Linked DNA regions of Homo sapiens: regions 2 and 3 are each linked to region 1. A link is a contact called in ENCODE Hi-C or POLR2A ChIA-PET data. All regions are on one chromosome and are shown on one strand. The core of a region is the stretch at or near the end of the contact, and the rest is flanking DNA. Distances in the headings are between cores, read along the strand shown. Region 1 holds the start of LIN28A (lin-28 RNA binding posttranscriptional regulator A). Region 2 holds the start of RPS6KA1 (ribosomal protein S6 kinase A1). Region 3 has its middle 28 kb from the start of HMGN2.

The links. A loop is a pair of places that touch in the nucleus more often than their neighbours do. ChIA-PET counts read pairs that join two places held with the same protein, here RNA polymerase II (POLR2A). Pooled maps may share reads with other maps.
Region 2: POLR2A ChIA-PET joins it to region 1 with 15 read pairs in WTC11. The contact joins the promoter of RPS6KA1 here to the promoter of LIN28A in region 1. POLR2A ChIA-PET finds 5 or more read pairs at or near these places in 4 of 52 experiments (AG04450, H1, K562 and 1 more).
Region 3: a pooled map shows a loop between it and region 1 (4-fold over the local background). The contact joins the enhancer-like site here to the promoter of LIN28A in region 1. A Hi-C loop is called at or near these places in 4 of 50 pooled maps. POLR2A ChIA-PET finds 5 or more read pairs at or near these places in 6 of 52 experiments (AG04450, BJ, H1 and 2 more).

The regions. Positions count from the first base shown.
Region 1 is chr1:26,408,936-26,412,276 of GRCh38, reverse strand. LIN28A (lin-28 RNA binding posttranscriptional regulator A) reads right to left here and starts at 1,460. Exons shown (of 4, transcript NM_024674.6): 1 at 1,355-1,460; 2 at 695-891. The coding sequence starts at 1,385. RefSeq lists enhancers at 2,194-2,751, 2,752-3,311.
Region 2 is chr1:26,528,051-26,531,391 of GRCh38, reverse strand. RPS6KA1 (ribosomal protein S6 kinase A1) reads right to left here and starts at 1,631. Exons shown (of 22, transcript NM_002953.4): 1 at 1,409-1,631. The coding sequence starts at 1,471. LOC124903884 (a long non-coding RNA gene) reads left to right here. Exons shown (of 2, transcript XR_007065558.1): 1 at 1-194; 2 at 831-2,272. RefSeq lists enhancers at 1-114, 115-1,025 and a silencer at 1,267-1,746.
Region 3 is chr1:26,498,741-26,502,081 of GRCh38, reverse strand. No RefSeq gene overlaps it. Among named protein-coding and RNA genes, the nearest start is that of HMGN2, 28 kb to the right of the region's middle. RefSeq lists enhancers at 579-638, 52-709, 669-738 and silencers at 919-1,408, 1,619-1,798. Within about 2 kb of position 1,466, at least 38 of the 41 ENCODE cell types and tissues checked have a DNase peak (open chromatin) inside an H3K27ac peak, as active enhancers do.

The DNA.
Region 1 (3,341 bases), core at 211-2,710:
CTGAGAACTTGGGGTTGCGACCTACCGACTTCCCTCCCAGCCTGGCCCAGGAATGTAAGGAAGGCCTGGGCTCTTTGGGTTTTCCTTCCTCACGGGAACTGGACAGCAAAGACCCCAGTCCTGAGCTTTCAAGCCCCCACAGGGATCCTTCAGGGATCTGCCAAACCCAGTTTTTAGTGACCAGCCAGGTGAGGTCTGCATTAAAAAGGGGATGAGGCTGACTTCTCGGCTTTACGCCCCTTGGGTCCAGTAGCCAGTTGCCCTCACTCTCTCCCGCCTTCTGAGCTCCATTCAGACGTTGGAGGAGCTGGGCTCCCGGCTTAGGCCCGGCATGTGCTTCCCTGGCCGGCCTGCTCGCCCTCCCCCCACCGGCAAGCACAATACAACCTTAGTTTCTGCCACATGGGGTCACCTCCCTGCCCCCTGCCCCTTCCCAGGGGAAAGAGGTAATAGACACGTGGTAAGCCGGAGGGGTTCCCGGAAGGGGGCGGGGGTGCTGATAATTGGTGCTGCCTCCCACTACTCCCCCACGAGATAGTTAACAGGGACTCAGAATTGGGGTGCCGAAGCAAAGACAGGGATGCATAATGAGGGCTCCCGATGGCCCTCAATTCAACTGCGAGCCCGGAGCCCACCCGTGGATATGGGCGCCTAGACGCCCTTCCCTGGGCAAAGTTACCGGAATCAGTCTCACCTGGTGCACAAAGACATCCACTGGGGGGTCGAGCGCGACCCCGGCGCGGGCGGTCATGGACAGGAAGCCGAACCCCATGCGCACGTTGAACCACTTACAGATGCCCGCACCGTGCAGCAGCTGAGGCTCGTCCGCCGCCCGGGCCGCGTCCTCCGGCGCCTCCTCGGGCGCCTCTTCTGCCGCCTTGGCGCAGCCACCTGGAGAGAGGGAGGGCCGGGCACTTAGCTGGGGGGCACGGAATCGGAGGGCCGTCTCGGGCCCCAGGCAGGGAGACCCGAGTATCCAGCCCCACAAGTGGACAGCCAGGAGGGGGCAGCTACCAAGCAACAGAAGAGAAGAAACCTATCCCGGTCGCCTCCCGCGTTCCCCTAGCGTACACCGGGACAGTAGTGCCCCGAAAGTTTTGCTCCTCTTCCCACAACGCGTTTCCCAGAGACTCACGGCGGGACAAGCCTCTCCTCTCCATCCACCCACGTAGTCTGGCGCGCACGCCACTGGGACACCAAGGTTCCTGGCCCCAGAGACGGCCCTATGAAGCAGAAGGCCGCACCGTCTTGGGGTCCTTTGGGCAGCCTAGGACTCAGTTCCCCACCTCCCTTCTACGTGGCTCCTGGCCGCCCCTGAATCCTAAAGTGTCCCCGCTAAGTCCCGAGCTCGAACCTGCAAACTGCTGGTTGGACACGGAGCCCATGGTCGTCGGCTGAGCCCGTGGCCCCGGGCCCCTGGTCGGGCGGCTGCTGGCCCCGGAGAAGTCCGAAGGCAAAGGGTTGGTTCGGAGAAGAAGCTGCTACATCTTCCCCCGCACAATAGCGGTGGGAGGGCCCACGGCTTTTCAAAGGCTCCCAAATTCTAAAAGACAATGACCCAACCCCCCGCGGGCAGCCCCCTCCCCTCCCCTCCCTCTCCTTTCCCCTCCCTTTCCCTCCGGCTCCAGCTCCGGCCCTCCCCCACAACTCCGGTCTCTGACACCTCTGGGGTGTCCCTTCTCAGAACCTTGAGGTTTGACACCCCCTCCCCACACGCACAACTGGAGATGGGTCTGTCTGCCCTAGAAGACTTGAGTACCCCGGAATTTGAGATCCTGCACTTTGGACTCAGTAGGGGTCCCCAAAGCAGATACAGGTGGGGGACCTGGTGGGGGGGGTAGTTTTAAAACCACGTGACTGCACACACACACACACACACACACACACACACACACACACCACCCCCACCCCCCGGGCAGATAATTATACATTCCAGAGAGTTGGGGGAGGGAGGTGTGAGCCTGGCGGCGCTGGCCAATCAGAAACACAAACCACCTGTCAAGGGAGAAATGAATGGGCCCTCCCCCTCCCCCAGCCCTTGAGCTCCCCTCCCCCTCTCTTCCCCCTCAGGCCTCTGAGCTGACCCGGCTGCTTGGAGCTGACCCGCTCTCACCCCCCACCCCCGTGTGCTTAGATAGACCTGGAGTTCTGGACACTGGGAAGCCCGGGATGGGGGAGCAGGGGAGAGGCTGGGGACACACAGGGCTGATCTGTCCTGACCAAAGCGCTGCCTTCCAAAGTCTGTCTGCCTCTGACTACATCTGAATGTCTGCCTCCCAGAGTTTCTGACTCAGAGTTTTTCTGGGCCTCCCCCAGTTAGAAAAGAGAAAGTGCTCTTAATTGATTCGTTGTAAAGAATTCTTCCTTCTTTCCTCCCTCCAAACCTGTGTGTCTAAAGTTAGCCCCAGGTAAGCTCCCTGGAGAGCAGGAGGAACCCAAAGAGTCTTGAAGCTGTTTCTCCACCAGCTGCCTTCTCGTCCTACCCCCACCCCATCCCCATCCACTGCTGAGAGAGGGACTGGGTGGGCTGGTGGGTAGAGGTACTTCCTCTCTACTCTTCACACTCTTAGATTCCTAGGCCCTCCTTGTTTCAGAGTAACCACCCTAAAATGCGCTCCCATTCCGTAGTGGGGCTGGTGGAGGAACAGGACTGGGGGGCCTCCTCATTTGAAGAGGTAACCTCCCCTTCTAGGAGATAAAGACGGCTGGCTAGTGGGGGTGGCTACTGCCCTGGTCGGAGATGGACAATGGCCCGGGGCTCAGTGCACGGCCCTGGCCCTGCCCCTTCACTTCCGGTGTTCAGTTCAAACTGGACAATGCCAGCTCCGGCCAGTTCCCCTCCCCCACCACTACAACCCATTTAAAGGGACAGAGCCTGCTTTCGGGGGCATCCGCTTGCTCTGAATTCAATCTTCTCCACCGAGTGTGCAGAACCTTTTGGAATTCTCACGCTGTGGCTCTGTGTGTGTGTTTGTGTGTGTGTGTGTGTGCACGTGCGGATGTGGGCACATGTGTATTTCAGAGAGACCGGATGAGTGGGGGTAGGGAAGGGGAAGATGGGGAGGAAAGCAAGAGACTGCAGAAGTTATTTCCCTTTCTCTCGTACGGGGTGCTCTCCAAGAAATGAAAACTTGAGCGTAAGGAATGGGAGGTGGGACTTCGTGGGGTAAAAAGGACAAGAGTGGCCCTTTGCTGCTCCGCCTAAAAAATACATATCGTTAACAAATATTATTAGCAGTGCCCCACTCCCATCTGAGGACTCTAATTTAGAATTATCAAGAGTTCTCCTAGTACATCAGCCAAAGCCATTTTTATTTACATAATTCTCCTCTCCCAAAAGT
Region 2 (3,341 bases), core at 382-2,881, 120 kb before region 1:
TCCACCTCTGAGCACCACCCCCAGGACCTTGCGCCCCGGTCCTAGTAGCGGGGTGGCAGTACAGGGGCTGCAGAGGGCAGTGTTCCTCACCTCAGAGGGTGAGTCAGCGAGAGAACCTCTGAGCAGCCTAGCAGTGCCTGTAAAATCCCCATGGCAGGAATCCCAGAGCAATTTACTCCAAATTGCTCCTTCAGGTTGGTTACCTAATCCTGCCGCGCCCACCCTCCAATAGCCAGTGTCGGCCATCCCTTTAAAGGGGCAGCACACCCTGGGGGCTGGGGACCCTGGGTGCTCACCCTGATCTAAGCCTGTGGTCCTGAGAGGCAGGACACTTGGTGGCTGCCCTAGGTAAGAGAGGGCAGAGGAGGGGACTGAGACAGGGGCTCCAGGCCCAAGCTGGGAGAAAGTCATCTCAGCTCCTGGGCTCAAATGAGGTCTCCATTCCCTCCCTGCATACCCCCAACAACCACCTGGGAAGGAGAATATCACCTGCTTCCTTCCCAGCAAGAGGTTAAGGAGGAAGTTTTCCACCAGCTCATTCAGGGGCTTGACCTTGACCCTGGGGTCAAAAGGCACAGGAAGAGGTGGCCTTCTGCACGCTTAGGGACTGGAGCCACAGAGCCCTCAAGGGAGGTCAGGAGCTGCTTCTGAGAGAGAAGGAGCTGGGTTGTCTGGGGAGTCTGGGCTGGCAGAAGCCAAACTCCCCAAGGGCCCAGCCCTTCCTACCGGAAGGGGCATAAGAAGGGAGGCAGGCACCAAGGTCCCCCCACGCCCTGCCAGGAATCATCTTCACAAGGTCTAAGGGCTCTTCCCCACTCTCGTCTCCACAGCCTGGGGTAGGGCACACAGGTGTCCTCTGGCCCTAGCCTCAGGGCAAAGAAAACCAGGAGTTCCAGCCCCAGACGGGTGGTGCCATCCCACACTCCGCATCCGCCAGGGGTCAAGAGGAGCAATCCTTCTAGGCTCAGCAGCGGTGAAGCCAGAAGCAGGGAGCTCTTGGCGGAGGGCCCTGGGAGAAGTGGGGGTCCCATAACCCCTGTCTCTGGTAGAATCCCAGACATCTGGCACTGAAGATCTCCCCGTCTGCATTAATGGAGGAAGCTCCGACAGCTCTGGACAGATGCCGGGACGGGTCCTAGGTGTGGGGTGAAGGCGACCAGATCTCAGCGCCCCATAGGATCCCCTCTCCTGGCTATGGCGGGGAGGTAGTCGGCGCTTGGCGGAACTGTCCCTCGCACACGCACACCCGGGCATAGGGGGGTGGAGCCGGACAGTGGGCAAGAGATCGGAGGGCACTCGCGCCCTCGCGGGCGCCCGCCGGACTGCAGCGGCGCTTCGGGCCGCCCCGCCCCTGTGAGGATCCGGGCTCGCCGGCCGCGGGCGCCCGTCCCCCGCCCCGCTCACTCACCTCCGGGTCCAGAGGCACTAGCTCCATGAGCGGCCAGGGCTCCTTGAGCTGGGCGAGCGGCATCTCGCCGCCGCCAGGTCACCCGCGCTCCTCCGGCGGCCCCGGCTGCGCCGCCTCCCGGGTCCTGGGGTCCCTGGCTCTGCGACCCGAACCGCCGCGCCCCCCCGAGCCCCTCGCGCTCCGGCTGGGCCGTCCGCCGCCGCCGCCGCGGCACTAGCACTTCGGCTCCCTCCGTCACCCGGCGCCGCCGCGCCCATTGGCTACCTGCGCGGGGGCGGAGCCGGAGAAGCCCCGCCCCAGCCCCCGCGGCGCGGCATTCCCAGCGCGGACCCCCGCCCCCGCCGCGCCCCGAGGGCCGGCCCCGCCCCTGCCGCGAGCCCCCGGCCCGCGCTCGGCTCCGCCGGAGAGGCCCTGCTGGCTCCTTCCCTTCCAGTGGTGTACCCCTGGACACACCACACCAGGGCCACCGTTCTCCCCCGCTCAGCTCTTTTGGAATCCCAGCCCAGATGTTCCTTCTCCTTCCAACGGGAGAGAAGCACCTTATCCCCGACCCCAGCACACACATTCACACTGGGTTCCTGGGCCTGATCTAGGCTGAGGCTTGGAAGGAGCCTGAGACCCACTCCCCTTAGGCCCTCAACTCACCAGGCCCTAGAGATCCCCTATCCTCTAATTTCTACCCCGCCCTGAAGCTAACACTGTGATCTCCGGGCGATCTCAGTGCCCCAGGCCAAGATGGGCATCAGCAGTTGTTACCACCATCAGGACCCATAGTGCCACCACAGAGTGATTGATTGATCGATTGATTTTACATAATGTATATAAATATTACATATATAAATAAATATGTATAAATAAATATTATATATATGCACATATATGTATGTATGTGTGTATATAGTGAGAGAGAGAGAGACACGAAGTTTCGCTTTGTTACCTAGGCTGGTCTCTGACTCCCCGGCTCAAGTGATCCTCCTGCCTCGGCCTCCCAAAGTGCTGGGATTACAGGCATGAGCCACCGCGCCCGGCCAAGAGTGATTTCTTAATATGCGTTTTTGCAATCTGTGCTCTGCCCTATCACTTGAAGGGGGTCCTTTCAGGTCAGGTCTCCCTGGAGTCACCTGCAGCCCCAGCTCTGGACTAGTTTGGGTTTGCGACTCTCTGAGGAGGGACCAGGCTCCCAGGATGAACCGAGGCTTGGTGGGACTTGGAGTGAAAGGCCAGGGAGACTGGTTGCCCCAGAGAGATTCAGCCTCCACCTAAAGAGCCTTAGGGGTCCGGGTGTGCTGAGATGTATTCACATGTGAGGAGTGAGCTTGCTGGAGGGACAAGCTTGCTGGTTTCGCAGGAAGACTGGTCAGTTATTTGCAAAGCTGTTCTAAGGCAGGGGAATGGGAAGGAATGTTTATCAAAAGCTTCCTGCGAGCCATGTGATTTCCTTGAATGATTACCACCACCTAGTTTACAAATCCTGAAACAAGCTCGGAAAGATGAAGTGACTTACCCAAGGTCACACAAGAGGTTGAGAACAGACTAGGGCTTAAAAAAATCAAAGTGTCACACCTGTAATCCCAGCACTGGGAGGCCGAGGCGGGCGGATCACGAGGTCAGGAGATTGAAACCATCCTGGCTAACATGATGAAACCCTGTCTCTACTAAAAATACAAAAAATTAGTAGGGCGTGGTGGCAGGCACCTGTAGTCCCAGCTACTCGGGAGGCTTAGGCAGGAGAATGGTGTGAACCCGGGAGGCGGAGCTTGCAGTAAGCGGAGATAGCCCCCACTGCACTCCAGCCTGGGCGACAGAGACTCCATCTCAAAAAAAAAAAAATCAAAGTGGATAAGGATTTCTCCAGAATCCACGTGCTCCCCCTTTTCCATGGCTTTCCCAGGGTAGGACCTCAGCTGTTGAACTGAATTTTGAGTGAAAGGAC
Region 3 (3,341 bases), core at 217-2,716, 90 kb before region 1:
ACTGTAACCTCTGCCTCCCAGGTTCAAGCGAGTCTCCTGCCTCAGCCTCCCCAGCAGTTAGGATTACAGGCGCGCGTTTCCACGCCTGGCTAATTTGTTGTATTTTTGGCAGAGACGGGGTCTTGCTATGTTGCCCAGGCTGGTCTCGAACCCCTGGCCTCAAGCAATCCGCCCACCTCGGCCTCCCAAAGTGCTGGGATTACAGTTGTGCCTGGCCACTTTTACATAAAAAAAACTTTTCTGAGGGAAAAACAGGCAGGAAGAATTTCCAGGTATTTCCAGGCCGAATGGCAAAACAAGATATGACAGAAAAAAAAAGGGCCCCAAGGACTCTGCACCTCGGTCCTATCCCTGTGCAGTTTGAGCTCTTCAGCCCTCAAAGTGCCCTTCTGGCCACCACCTGGTCCTCTTTTGCAAAGACTGCACGAGAAAGGAGCCAGCCGAGGTGCCCTCAGGTCCAAGCCCTTGTGACCTGGAGCTCTTTCTCCATGTGGCTTGAGGTCCCAAGGTTTCCCCAATGCCAAATCCTTTTGAAACTGAATATGAAGGAGGGGCTCTGAGGGACCCCCATCGCTTTGCCAGGTTTTCAGAGCGCGGCCCACCCTGCAGTTGTGGAGAGAGGGAGTCGTCGCGGAGTTCCCAAACCGCTGAAGGGCAGACCTGGACCGTTCCTGGAATGTGGGAAATGAGTGCGACGGCATACTGGGGCTGCATCAGCCCGTCTCTAGAAAAACCATCGCCTCCAGATCTGGCCCCCAGATTGAGTCCCAGGATTTCCGGGCTGGTTCCAAGAACCTGATCCGGAAAATGGGCGCGGTTCCTGTCTCCTCCCCCTTCCCCTCGGGCCGGTTGGGCACAGTACTTAGGACCCAAATCTGGACCTAATGCCAAGGCCGCCCATCCAGCGCCCAGACTCAGCTGGCCTTGCGCTCCCTGAAGCCACTCGCGGGTACTGGGGACGCCCCTCCCCGTCCCGCGGCCCCTACCCCCACTTCCGCGTAGTCCCGGCTCCCGTCACCCCGCGCGCGCCCCGCGGGAACCCGAGCCCGCCGACCCCGCCCTTCCAGGCCCCGCCCCCGGTGACGCCCCGCCCCGGCACGTGCGCGCGCGTGGTCTGCCAGCTTCTCTGGCCCTGCAAGGCGACCCCTAAGCGCAATGTCCGGGACCCGCGGTCAGAGGGCCGGAGTGAGGGTGGCAGCGCTCAGGGAAGGAGGCGGAGGCAGAGGCCTCTTTCTTCCCCCGAGGTGGAGAGGGCCCCGGGTCGGAGGAGCGAGGGCCGCACCGCTGGAGCCCACTCCCGCCTCCTTCCCCACGGGCCGGCGCACTTGGGAGCTGGACAGGACGCTCTTCCTGGGCTCGGAGCAGGCGCGGGCCCGGGTTGAGCCGAGCCTGAGCAGGGGCAGGCTCTAGCTGGCGGCTGGCCAGATGCCCTCCAGGTGCGCAGCGCGTGACCTGCGGCAGGGCGGGGCGGCCCCACGAGAGTTCTTCGAGGGTGGCGGGCGAGTCACGTGAGCAGGGGTTGGGGTCCGCCGGATAATGGGGGATGCGGGAGCCCGCTGGAGGAGTGGAGGGGCGCCTTGGGGAACGGCGGTTAAGCCCCAGCGACGCTCCTGGCCTGGATGTCGGGCCGTATCCTTGTCGAGGCTGGGGAGCTGGGCCGAGGAGCCCCATCCCGCGGGCGCCGCCTCCCAGGTGGGGCGCGGAGCTCGGCTCTGCGCCGCCACCGTGTGGCCGAAGGGGGCAGCGCCTGCTTGGTGCCAGGAGGCTCCTCGGGGCTGACGGCGGGGACTCGCACGAGGCACCGAGGAGCCTCTGGCGATCGGCTTTCGATACCCTGCCCCCTTCCGAGCTAGGGTCCAGGAGTGGGGTTGAGGTTGCCATGGCGACGGGTGCGCGGGCTGGTATCTTCCTCTGGCTGCTGTGGGGCCGGGGCGTGGACACCCAGCATCTGCCCTCACCCTGCTCACTGAATCACCTTGGTGTGGACGAGGATTATCCTTCCCAAAAGCAGCCAGGCCTCCCAACAACCAACCAGCTTTTTTTGTTTTGTTATTTTTTTAAAAAAAAATAGAGATAGGGTCTCGCTCTGTTGGCCAGGCTGTCCTCCCAAAGTGCTGGGGTTACAGGCATAAGCCCCCGCGCGCAGCCCCAGCTTTCTTTTTTTTCTTTTTGCTGGAGTTAAGCAGTATGATCTCGGCTCGCTGCAACTTCCGCCTCCAAGGTTCAAGCCGTTCTCCTGCCTCAGCCTCCCAAGTAGCTGGGACTACAGGCACGAGACACCACGCCTGGCTAATTTTTGTATTTTTAGTAGAGACGGGGTTTTGCCAAGGCGAGGCCAAGGCAGGTGGATCACGAGGTCAGGAGTTCAAGACCAGCCTGGCCAACATGGTGAAACCCCATCTCTACTAAAAATACAACAATTAGCCAGGCGTGGTGGTGCGCACCTGTAGTCTCAGTTACTCGGGAGGCTGAGGCAGGAGAATTGCTTGAATCCGGGAGGCAGAGGTTGCAGTGAGTCCATATCATGCCACTGCACTCCAGTCTGGGCGACAGAGCAAGACTGTCTCAAAAAAAAAAAAAAAAAAATACCTAGGGCCCCCAGCTGTAGTCATGTCCCATTCTGGAAAACACTACCATAGGGAATTACTGGAAGTACCCTGGGGAGGTAGGATGAAGCCACTGTTGGTTGAGCAAGGTTGTCTGTGTATCAAGTAAGGAGGCTTGCTGCTTTTCATAATTCTTTCTGAGCCCCAGATCTATCAGCATATCTGATCTTAACCTTCCCTGCTGGCAACACTTCGGTGACTCCCAGTTCTCTTCCAGACAAAGAGCAAATGTCTTAACATGGCCCGCAAGGCCCTTTGGGATCTTGAGATAGGTCCACCATGGCTCCACTGGGCTGGTGAATGAGGGAATGAGATAGGAGAACCAAGAAACAGGGAGGACTTCCTGGAGGAAGTGACATTTGAGCTGAAATCTCACCAATTTATGTGCGAGAACCAGGTGATGGTGGTGAAGCGCTTTCTAGGGAGAAGGAACAGCGTGTAAACAGTTCCTGAGACAGGAGGAAACCTTGTGCATGTGACCACCTGAAAGAGGCCTGAAGAAGAAACCGGAGGAATCTGCAGAGGCCAGATCCTGAGTGCCTGGCGCATCACAGACTGTGATTTTTTTTTTTTTTTTTTGAGACAGTCTTGCTCTGTCACCCAGGCTGGAGTGCAGTTGTGCCATCCATGGCTTACTGCAGCATCGACCTCCTAGGCTCAAGCAATCCTTCCACCTCAGCCTCCCTAGCAGCTGGGACTACAGGTGTGTGCCACTATGCCTGGCTAATTTTTGTA